Linked DNA regions of Mus musculus: region 1 is linked to region 2. Evidence: chromatin loops called from intact Hi-C (ENCODE). Cell type or tissue: gastrocnemius. All regions are shown on one strand. Each heading gives the region's core, and the rest is flanking DNA. Links, peaks and the distances in the headings are about the cores only.

Region 1 (5,475 bases), core at 942-3,441, 120 kb after region 2:
CCATCTACCTGGGGTCAGGCTGATGGCCGAGGCTGTGAGTGCCTGGCCCCCATGGATGTTCCCCGTGCTCGCTCCCTCACCCCTCACTGGGGATGTGAGAGCCCTCATCAGATACCCAAAGTGTCACTCACTTCCAGATGTGCTGTGCAAGGAGGGCCGGGGCGTGGGTGTGGAGCGCCCAGAGGCTTAGGTGCGCCATCCATTCGACTGTTGTCAGCTGTCACTGCCTTCCTCCATCCTGCCCCCCTCCCCACCGCCATCCCCAGCCCTGGTCAGGTCATGCATGCCCACCGAGCCCAGGGCAAAGACAGCAGAGTGACGGGGCCGACCTGGACCAGAATAAACACTGTTTGGATGGCTGCCTTTTATATTCCTGAGCGCTCTTGCAGCGTGACAATCGACCTATGGCCGAATGTGGTATGGACAGAGCCACTGAAGCAGCCAGTGCCCCTCCTTGGCTCATTCTCACCATCCTTGCCCCCTGTTGGACAAAGGTCAGTATGGTGGCACTGGGATGGAGGGTCACGGGCCACCTGCACATTCTCCTCACTCTTCCAGCCTCGTGACCTGTCCCTCCTGCTGTTTAGGATCTGGGGCTCGGGAGGCAGCAGCCCTGGTGGTTCTGCTTTTCCTTCCGTTTCTGTTGGCATTTGGTAGCTGACCCCCCCCCCCCAGACTTGCCTGGCAGCATGTGTTAACTATCCCCCAGTCCCTCCTTTACCTTTTTAAAAGTTAACTGGAATACTAGCCTGGAGCACTTGCAAGCTGGGGCACCTGGGCTGCTCACCCTGGACCTGGGCGTACTGGCATTTAGTCTCAACTCCAGAGAGCTGGGTGGGCAAGGATGGGGCTGGATGCAGGGTCCTGGTGGCTGGGCGTGTCTGTAGAACCGCAGAACATATCCTGGGAACAGCCTTTACTTTCACTGGAGCCTCCTGAGAACCCTCTCTCTCTGAGGATCTTTAAGGCGTCTGCCAGGCCTTAGCAGTGGCTAAGTGGGGGCTGTGGACCGGGGTCACCTTTGGCCTGGAAGTTCTGATCCCCACCACCCTAGGTCATAGCTTGACATGCCCTCTGCCTCTGCTCCGTAGGCCCGGGCCGCGGCTTCACTGTTTCTCTGTGCCGTTGCCCACTGCCCATGCTGGGGGTTTGGGGAGCACACAAGCTGTGTGTGTCTCTCCCCAAGCACCTAGGCAGCCGCCTGCATGAGAAAGCTGCCACCCTTTCATTGCTATTCCCCTTCCCCTGGGTCTGAAGACACAGCATTGCTTTGTCCAAGTCACCTGTCCAGGTCTCAGGCCTTTCTGTCACCACGGTGCGGACTTGAAGGGAATAGTGGGAACTTTATCATCACCATCACCATCATCATCAAACGTATGTGGTGGCACGCGTCTGTCACCCCAGCACTGGCGAGCTGGAAAGCACACAGAAGTGGGGTGGGACTCTCTTCCAGCTGTAGAAGTCTGAGCAAACGGCCTCAACAGGGCCGAGAGGCTGACAGGGTACCTGGAGTCCAGTTACTCACTGGCTGTCTGAGTTCTCAGTGAGCCAGGGCAGGACAGATACAGCCCATGGCCCTCCTAAGCTGGTGGCCTGGCTTTCAGTGCCCTGAAGCCAAGAGTGCATGTAGCTGTATTAATGTGACCAGTTCATTGCCAAGTCCTATGATGAGGTGACACGTCCCTGCCTCAGCGCCCCAGGCAGCTGTGAGCATCTCATGAGCTCTCTGGCCCAGCCAGGAGCCAGCACTCGGGTGCATGCATGTTCCCAAAGGGGTCACCCTCCCCTCCCCTGGGCCTAGCTGCTGTCAGGGGGACTCCTGGGAGGTGTCTTTGTTTTCTAGATATAGGTCACCTGTCCGATAATACCCCTGTATTGCCAAGACATCCCAAGATGATAGCTCAAGGCCGTGGGGGCCTCAGCTGGTGACATGCAGATACTGTGACCCATTGAACTGTGCTGGGAGCAGCCACCTTGCAATGTGTACATAGACCCTCTGCCCACATTCATGCTCTCTCAGGACAGGCTTAGACACCTGGCCCTTGAGAGGTCAGATGCGTGAGCCAGGCCTGGTTTTTTCCCCTCCACCTTACCCATGTGTCACCAGCTTCAGCCAAGCCCCTCCTCAGCCATGTGGCTGTCCAGCCCACTTCCCTGACTCAGAAACAGGACTGGGGCATCTTGATAACTCTATGCCCAGCTGCCTCAGTTAACCTTGGCAATCTACCCAAAGCCCCACAGAACAACAATGCAGCTGGACCCAGCCCCTTTCTATATCCTAAGAAATGGCTTGTCCCCTTGACCCAAGGCCCTGTCATATCCCCTTCCTGCAACACTATCCAGTGTGGCTCTGGGAAGTCCACTGGTACTTAGCCTAGCCTTCAACTCTTTGGAAGACTCTTACACAGGGGGGCCCCCTAGTGAAACCCATGTGCTACTGCACAGCACCCAAGGATGGCTGACAGCTATCACACTGGGCTTGATGTCAAGAGTCCTGGCACTCCGGTCAGGACAAGAACGGGCAAAAGGCATGGGGACAGCAAACCTGCACCAGTGTCAGCTGCCGTTCTTCTCACAGTGGGCCTGGGGTTTTTTATTTTGCAGAGATTTAGCACAGGTTGAGAGGGCTGCTGGTATCAGGGTCTTGATGCAGCTGTGTGCACAGGCATGGGGTTGTAGAGTTGTGCCCTAGGTCTGGCTGCTGTCCCTCAGAGCTGTCCAGGTGAGGACACCGTGGCGCAGTCTACCCCATGTGGTCTGCCTCTGGTGTGGTGGTACCTGGTCCTTTTTATACCCCTTCCACCTTGGCTCCCAGGGGGCCTCTTCCTTCAGGGATCTGGTGGGTGATTTGGCGACCCTGATCATTTCTGTCTCAGGCATGGCCCTCAGTGTGGCACAAATGCCTGCCACCCATTGGTCATAGCCACATCTCCCTGTCAGGGCAGAAGATGGAGGGACTTGTATCCTCTCGAGCCTGGGTGCTGGGGTACTCCCAAGGCCATGGGGTGCCCTGAACCTCAGTTTTCCTCTTTCTCAACCCTGCTGGGCTCAGGGGCCCAACCTCCTGGTCAGGGTAGGGATAGCAGCAGAACCCCCACAATGGGACCAGCAGTCCCTTCTGCACTCAGCCTTTCCTTGGGGCTAGGGATCCATCACATGGGGTAAGGCCTAGCCTAATCCAACCCAGCACTTCTGGTCACAGGGGGACATGAGGACAGGGCTGTGGCCATAACTCCAGAGGCCAGGCTCCTGTTTCTCAGGCCCCATCTCACCCCTTAGTTGGAAAAAGGACGCCATGGGCTGGGGTGCCCCTTTGATATATGCAAATGGCTGGTTCCACATTCCCCTCCCCGTGCCCAGGCTGGCTCTGCCCCCGGCATGCGCACTCCGCTGCGGATGTCTGTGGATCGTGCGCATGGGCACCGCAGTTGGGGGTCAGGTTGCTCAGGGCACGCACGGCCGCCCGCCCCACCTTCTGGCGCAGACGCTTCTTTGTATTTTTGCGCCCTTTGTAATGAAATGTAATAAAAACCCAATGTTTTCGTCTGGGCCTCTTCCTCTTTTTCCAATCTCCCTCCAGGTTACCTCATCTTCCTGTGGCTGAGCCCCACATAGGTGTGAGCCCCTTGAACACCTTCCACTGAGCCATTCAGTGACTGGGGTTCCTCAAACTTGGAGGCAGCCATCTGCTCTTACCTTAGAATATTCCAGGGCTGTCACCACCTGTAGTGAATTGCATGCCCCTGACAGTCTCAGTGACTAGAGTACAGACCCTAGGGCCTCCTGGAGGCCCCTCCACAAAGTGCCCCTTTAGCAGCGACCAAAGCCAGCCAGTCCCCCACATACGTACTTTATTTGCCTCTCCTCCCCAGGCCAGACACCCCTTCAGAGGGATGCCAGACCCCCCCACACACACACCCGTAGCTTGTGCCACCACAGTCCATCAGGCAGCGGGACCCCACTGGTCCCTAGACTCTCTGCAGCCGGTGACTCTCGTAGTCCTCAGGGATTGTATCTGCAGATTGGAAGGCAACAGGTGAGAGAGGTTTCTGGAGCCTTTTGGGTCCAGCCTGCTGGCCCCTCGCTCACCATTGCAACGGTAGCGCAGGTTAGCCCAGATGATGTTCTCTTGGGAGAAGCAGAAGACACCCAGGCGGCCACCACGCATGGCCGTGTCCAACACCACATTGCTGTCAGCTACTAGCTCAGGACCCTCATAGAACCGCACCCTGTGATAAAGGACTATTGAGGTTGGGTTCCCTGCTTGCCACCCCCTTCATCTTTAGTTCCCACTCAAAATAAGGGCTGGTGTTGGGGCCCCTGCCTCAGTTTCCCTCTGTGAGAATGTATGTCAGGTGCCCTGTACATAGGAGGTATTGGGGTTCTGGCATCTCCCCGTAAGACCATGATGTACTGTAAACGGAGCCCGTTTCTCCTGGAGCAGCAGCAAAGCACAGCTCAGCAGCAGCAGGGCCGTGCCCACCTGATGTAGCCAACTTGAGGCCGGTGCTGCAGGAACCAGCGGTAGGATGTTTTATCCTTCCAGCCCACGTTTCGAGGATCCTTCCACAGCAGCCGCACCTGGGATGCTGTGTCCCCCGTGTGCCACAGTGCGTTTCGGAGCTGTTCCCCGGGACCTGTAGAGGACTTGACAGCCTGCCACAGGCAGGAGAGGAAACAGATCAGAGCCCTGTCTGGTAGATCAGGTGGGAGTTATGAGTGGTTGGAGTATAGGGAAGGTCCTTGCTTCAAGAGGGCAAGTGAGAGCTCTTGGCTGGACCACTGTGGGTAGTGGAGCCAGGAGTCTGTGTGAATTCTGGAAATACAAATACAGGGATACCTTAGGGGATCTAGAGGGCCTGGCTCCTTATTAGGAGGCAGCAGCCTGCTGGGATAAACTGGGGTCTACAGACCTGGGGACCTGTTGTGAGGTGTTTATAGGAGGATCTGGGGTGTCCAGGGAAATCTAGGGCTCTGTGACAGGCTTGGGAGCCCAAAGGGACATGTGATGATCCCAAGGAGTAGTTCCCCCCCCCTTTTTTTTTCTTTTCTTTTCTTTTCTTTTTTCTTTTCTTTTTTTTTTTTTTTTTTTTGAGACAGGGTCTATCTTCAATTTTTTTCTCTCTGAGTATGCACGTTTCTGAACCTGTGTGGGTGCATGCACATGTGCACGAAGGGCAGAAGCTGTCGGAGTCATCCTTAAGTAGCTTTTCTATCCTGTTCCATAAGGCCTGGGGTTTCCCAGTGTGGCTAGTATATCTAGGGATCCTGTTTCTACCTTTCAAGGCTGGAATTACAGGTGGATCACCATCCATACCCAGCATTTAGGTGGGTTCAGGGGGGTCCAAACTCCAGTTCCCTTGAGTGTGCCCCAAGCACTGTAACAAGGCAGTGTCTTCTCTGACCCTCCAGAGAAGGTATTTATGGGTCTGAGAGGATTTAACCCCGTGGCAATGGTGGTGGGAGGGTGGGGGC
Region 2 (5,475 bases), core at 1,990-4,489:
TTAAACTTCGTCTTAAAAAAAAAAAAAGGCTAAACTGTGCGTGGCGGTGAACTGCTCTCACCTCAGCACCTGAGAAGCAGGGCATAGTTGAGTCCAGCCGGCCCTATTGAGAAGAAACCTTTGCTGTCCGATCCTTCAGTTGGAAGGCACTCTTGCTGGGGTGGCAAGCTGTTGGGTAGGATTTCCCGACCCACCGGGTGGTGGTGACTGGCAGAGTGGGACTGCTGAGCCGTAGTCCGCAGCAGGATTTGGCTTTTTGGTAGTAAAGGTAACTAAGAAATAAGCAGTCTTAGGTGGTTAGTAGAAGCCGACGGACCTCTGTCTTTTACTCATGCGTCTCCTTCTGATGTGTAGCAGACGCCAACATGCAGATCTTCGTGAAGACCCTGACGGGCAAGACCATCACTCTTGAGGTCGAGCCCAGTGACACCATCGAGAATGTCAAGGCCAAGATCCAAGACAAGGAAGGTGGGCTGTGCTGTTCAGGGCGTTCTCCTACGGGTGGGAGCGCTTAAGGATCTTGGTCTGCTCGTCTCTTGAGTGAATGGGGTCTAACCAGCTTCTGCAGGAAGGAGTTGTGGCCAACCTGGTTTCTCTCGTGCACAGGCATCCCACCTGACCAGCAGAGGCTGATATTCGCGGGCAAACAGCTGGAGGATGGCCGCACCCTGTCCGACTACAACATCCAGAAAGGTAAGGGCTGTTTTGCTTGTCTGGTATTGTAGGTGGGGGCTGGCGTCCGACTGCTATTGCGGTCGTTGGCATGGTTGACTTACGTATTTACTGTGGGTATTTATTTGTGATGGCTCTGAGGCAAAGGGCAGAAGACCACTTTTCTAGCCTTGTGTGGGCTGAAGGGATTGAGCCCAGCTCACCAGACTCACCTGGCTGCCCCTACTTACCAAACCTTTACTTTGGTTTTGTTTTTGTTGTTTGCTTTGAGGCTAAGTGTCAACTTAGACCCAGGCTGTTTGGAACTCGTGGTAGCTCATGTTAGCCTCAAACCCATCGGAGCCATGCTGTCATCTACTTAATCCCATGTTCCAAGTCCCTGTCATATTCACACACACGTTCTGTGCATCTCTGTGTAGCACTGACTATTCTGTTGCTTCCCATGTGCTCAGATTAAAGGTGTGTGCTGTCACATCTGCTTGCCTGTTCTCTGTGTGGGTGTGAGAGCCTGAAATGTGGAGCACTGGGGGTTGGGGGTGCCGGTGTGTCCGCATCTGGATGCTTGCTGTGCTGTCTGTGGGGCTGCCTCCACTGGACATGTTTCTTGCCCTCGTTTGACTTGTGCTCTCACCAGACTTGTAAAGTTCCCAGGTGCCTACCATCTCACCACCAGTGTCTGTCTGCCTCTGTAGAGGAGCCTCTTTTAGGGTGCTACTTGGTGTCTTTGGGCAGCCCACCTCACTGTCCTGTATGAGCTCCTGCCTTCAGCTGCCTGTTCTTTTTCCCAGAGTCCACCTTGCACCTGGTGCTGCGTCTGCGCGGTGGCATCATTGAGCCATCCCTTCGTCAGCTTGCCCAGAAGTACAACTGTGACAAGATGATCTGCCGCAAGTGCTACGCACGCCTGCACCCTCGTGCAGTCAACTGCCGCAAGAAGAAGTGCGGCCATACCAACAACCTGCGCCCCAAGAAGAAGGTCAAATAAAGCTGTGGTCATACCTGGCATGTGACCCCGGGACCAAATAAAGTCCCCTTCCATCCACTGGAGCAGTAATTGGTGTCTAGAGTGACTGTTCTGTTGAGGGATCGGTGGGGAGGGGATCTCACCATGTAGCCTAGGCTGCCCTTGAACCTTGGAGGCTGGGGAGGCAGTAAAGACTGGTACTGGGCAGCAGGGTGAACCAGTGGGTTAGAACTTGCAAGCCTTGGAACCATGTAAAGGTGGAGCCCACACAGTGCTGCTGTGGGGAGGCAGGCTGTGCTTACAGATCTTGTCTTGGCTCTGATGTGTGGGGCCACAATTTAGGGTCTCTGGGGGAGCAGTTCACCTGACTCAGTACTCTGTACGCCAGTTAAGTTGCTGGACAACCTGATAGAGTTCACCATCAGGCATGGCACCAGGGACTACAGGCAACACACTTTATATGAGTTTATGAGGCCGCCTCATCTACCTTTGATTTTTGAGTATCAGGCACACTTTTGCATGAGTAGCTGGGTACTCTAGGGCGTCTAGGACCATTTCACCCATCGTGGGGAGTCTTAGACAGGCCATGTTGCTTGTAATTGACTTCAGGTATGCAGTCTGTCTTGTCATTTGGAAGGTTCCGTGGGTTCGAACCTGGTTGCCAGCAGCTTGCAAATCCCCCATGTATGTGCAACCAACATCTCCAAAGTAATTTAGGGAAGGAAGCTTTCAGAGTATATCCTACCTCCCCGGTGCTGGGAATCCCATTTCAAAGGTATAATCTGAATGGATGGTTTGTGTGCACTATGTGAGATGACATCAAAAGGTTTGTTAGGGGCTGGAGAAGTGGCTCAGTGGTTAAGAGCACTGATTGACTGCTCTTCCAGAGGTCCTGAGTTCAATTCCCAGTAACCACATGGTGGCTCAACCATCCATAATTGATCTGATGCCTCTTCTGGTGTGTCTGAAGACAGCTACAGTGTACTTACATATAATAAATACTTTTAAAAAAAAAATGCGTGATGGGCATGGTGGTGCACTTTAATCCCATCACTCTGTAGGCAGAGGCAAGCGGATTTCTGAGTTCAAGGCCAGCCTGCTCTACAAAATGAGTTCCAGGACAGCCAGGGCTATACAGAGAAACCCTGTCTGGGGGGCTGGGGGTGCATTAGGTGTCCTGCATATAGGTGTGAGTGGCTATGTGGGTAGTGTCATTGGGTTCAGTCCTGCAACAGCAACTAGTACTCAGCCACTGAAACCAAAACTGGTTCAACTACATTCGTAAGCATCACCGGTACAGAAATACTTGTGGCCTTAACTTCGATTTAGGCCCTATTCGAGCCCCGCTTGTTGCAAGGATCTGGCGGATGTACACAGCCCTGGAACTAACCATTTAGTTGCTTTAGAAACTATTTAGAGTTCCACCAGGCGGTGGTGACACACGCCTTTAATCCCAGCACTTGGGAGGCAGAGGCAGGGACAGCCAGGGCTACACAGAAAACCTGTCTCAAAAAAAAAAAAAAAAAAAAACGAATTCAAAGGCGCGCGGGCTGGTGGTGGACCTCCCGGCCGGCAGGGGGCGCAGCGGCCATTCCCTAGTGCCACTTGACTGCGCAGTCATGCTCACCGCCGCCACAGAGGTGTTGGCTGCTGCAGACGGTCCCGGGTCTGCGGAGTCCGCGTGGGCCTGGGTGAGCCCGGTTGCGGGTGGGACGGGCGCGGGGTGGCGGGATGGGCTCAGGACTCCGGCTTCATGGCCCCACACCCCCATAGAGAGACGCCCCGATCGCTACACTGGTGCAGAGGATTCAGCAGCTTCAGAATGAACGCGCACAGGCCTTCCGCCGTCTAGACCAGTGAGCGGGCTGGGCTGGAGGAGGGGGCGGGCCCTGGGAGAGCTTGCCTGAGGGGGACCTGAGGGGAGGCGGCTGGAGGCGTGGCTGGGAGGACCTAGGTTGTGGACTTGGTCGGAAGAGGTGGGGAGAGAGCCAGATCTGGTCCAGGAGATGCAGGAGTGCTGCTGCCGGGAGCAGGGCGTACTTGAAAGCGAAGTCTAGAAGGGTGGGTAAAAGGATCTGTGACACTGAAGCCTGTCTATTTGGGGGAGTTGGGTAGAGCTGAGGGTGTAGCTTTTAGTAGCAGGGTAGATAGGTGTAGAGCAGCATGTGACCGTGGGCGTGGCCTGGCGGGAGCAGCTGTGGTGTGACCCTCCACAAGATCCCTCATTTCTCTGAGTGCAGAGATGGTTAAGCACTAGCTCTGTCCTGACAGACCCAGTCTGTGGAGTTCGGGTTTGTCTCTTTCGAGTCGGGGGTATCTTCCACGTAGCTGGAGCAGGGAGCGTGGTCTGCTTGTCAGCGTGTCGATTCAGCATCCTCCCGGTCCACTGCAGAGCTCACCGTCAGTACCTGCTCAGTGGTCAGCACTATGACTTCCCGAGTTACCGGAGTGTCGTGCACGAGGTGACCCAGGCCTTCGCCGCTGCCTCGCGGGAGGTATTGGCAGTGGAAGCAGAGTTGGCAGGGCCTCGAGCGCAACCGGTGCTCGCCCGCCACGTGCGCAGCCTGCAGGAGCTAGAACAGACGCGCCTGGCCACGGTAAGACCACCACCCCTCTCCTTTTAGAGTGGGGCATGGTCCACAACCCATTCCCAGCCACCCCGACCTACTACTATTTTTGCCAAACACCTCTATGCATTTGGGCCCTCTCCCACTCTTTCCTGGCTAACTACATTTCCCTCCCAAATTTTTGCTTAATTATACCAGCCCCTCTGTAAAGCTGTCCTAAGAACTCCAGAAACCCAACGCATCGACCACTGTGGCTGTTTAAGTCCCTAACTCTGGGTTATCACCGTTGGAACCCACAAACTACTTCTTCCACAAACATCCTCAGACACTTGTCATCCTTGGTCCTTGACCCAGATCCCAAGACCCCACCTACCCTAACCTTATAGCCAGTGGTAGCAGGGGAGGAGCTTGCCCACTGTAAACCATGTAGCTCTTTGGTCTGGAATTCTTAGTGCAGAATCCCAAACTCTGCAGAGTTCCATTTCCATCCTAGAATTCGAACTCCATGTCCGGCCACTGGGGTGGAGGCCACACCCACCATACCTGCCACCATTCCCTGGTTTTTCCAAACTGTGACCATATTCTGTACCTCCTTCCATAGGAGAGCCCTAAAAGCAAGTCATACGCTACCTCCCACTCAAGCTCTGCTCTCCTTAGAGTCCACTCCTGGCCCTCCTTCCCTCTGTGTGGCTTTTGTCTACTGTAACTCCCATTTCCTCCTCCAGGTGGCACTGTTGCAGGTGATGGGGACACCAGGAGTGTCAGAACAGGACCCTGAAAAGTTGCACCAGCTGAAAATAAAGTGAGCCCTGTTGGCCCCTTGGCTTGCCACCTTAGATTGGCACCTTAGATTGAGTCAGCCCAGCGCAGAGCCAGTCAGAGAGGGCAGACACTCTGATGCACTCTGGTGCTCCCAGATGCGTACTTCCTAGGATGTGCATGTATATCACATCTCTTACAGTTTCCACTGCTTTCAGGAGTTTGAATGTGACCAGTCACTTGCTCCCCTGTGAACCCCTCTAGGTCTATTGCAGGTCTCTATGCATAGATAGGCATGCACAAACATCCCCTCCCCCCACCACCATGGCCTTTCCCATGAGCCTACTGTGACCCAACGAGCCACCCGGCCTCCTGGGCATGCTCCCAGGCTGGGCTTGAGGTTTGGCAGCAAGCAGGAGGGCCCAAGGCTTGCCATAGCCCCCCTCCCCGCTAGCTGTGCAGCTCAGCTAATTCACCCCATCTGGGTTTTATTTATAGTTTCCATCCGCTCTT

Evidence for each region. Hi-C counts contacts between places; a loop is a spot of excess contacts. Peaks named below come from ENCODE experiments on the same cell type or tissue, not always from the same donor. Only the 100,000 strongest peaks of a DNase experiment are listed, where the experiment ranks them.
Region 1: a loop joins it to region 2, with 7 times the contacts of the local background. A loop is called at or near these places in 21 of 42 quality-filtered maps.

Annotation. Positions count from the first base shown.
Region 1 is chr8:70,380,426-70,385,900 of GRCm38, reverse strand. It overlaps Crtc1 (CREB regulated transcription coactivator 1), which reads left to right. Exons shown (of 14, transcript NM_001004062.2): 14 at 1-3,543. It overlaps Comp (cartilage oligomeric matrix protein), which reads right to left. Exons shown (of 19, transcript NM_016685.2): 17 at 4,484-4,656; 18 at 4,090-4,229; 19 at 3,835-4,015. The coding sequence ends at 3,969. Among named protein-coding and RNA genes, the nearest start is that of Gm51533, 8.3 kb to the right of the region's middle. In gastrocnemius, for the core only: a CTCF peak has its summit at 2,428; a DNase peak (open chromatin) is centred at 2,428.
Region 2 is chr8:70,504,514-70,509,988 of GRCm38, reverse strand. Rex1bd (required for excision 1-B domain containing) reads left to right here and starts at 3,237. Exons shown (of 5, transcript NM_025577.3): 1 at 3,237-3,327; 2 at 3,410-3,492; 3 at 4,029-4,233; 4 at 4,929-5,005. The coding sequence starts at 3,256. It overlaps Uba52 (ubiquitin A-52 residue ribosomal protein fusion product 1), which reads left to right. Exons shown (of 4, transcript NM_019883.4): 2 at 355-468; 3 at 607-693; 4 at 1,461-1,726. The coding sequence starts at 366. The coding sequence ends at 1,657. In gastrocnemius, for the core only: a CTCF peak has its summit at 3,212 (motif pointing right); DNase peaks (open chromatin) are centred at 3,260, 3,490, 3,803 and 4,124; H3K4me3 peaks cover 1,621 bases; H3K27ac peaks cover 1,732 bases.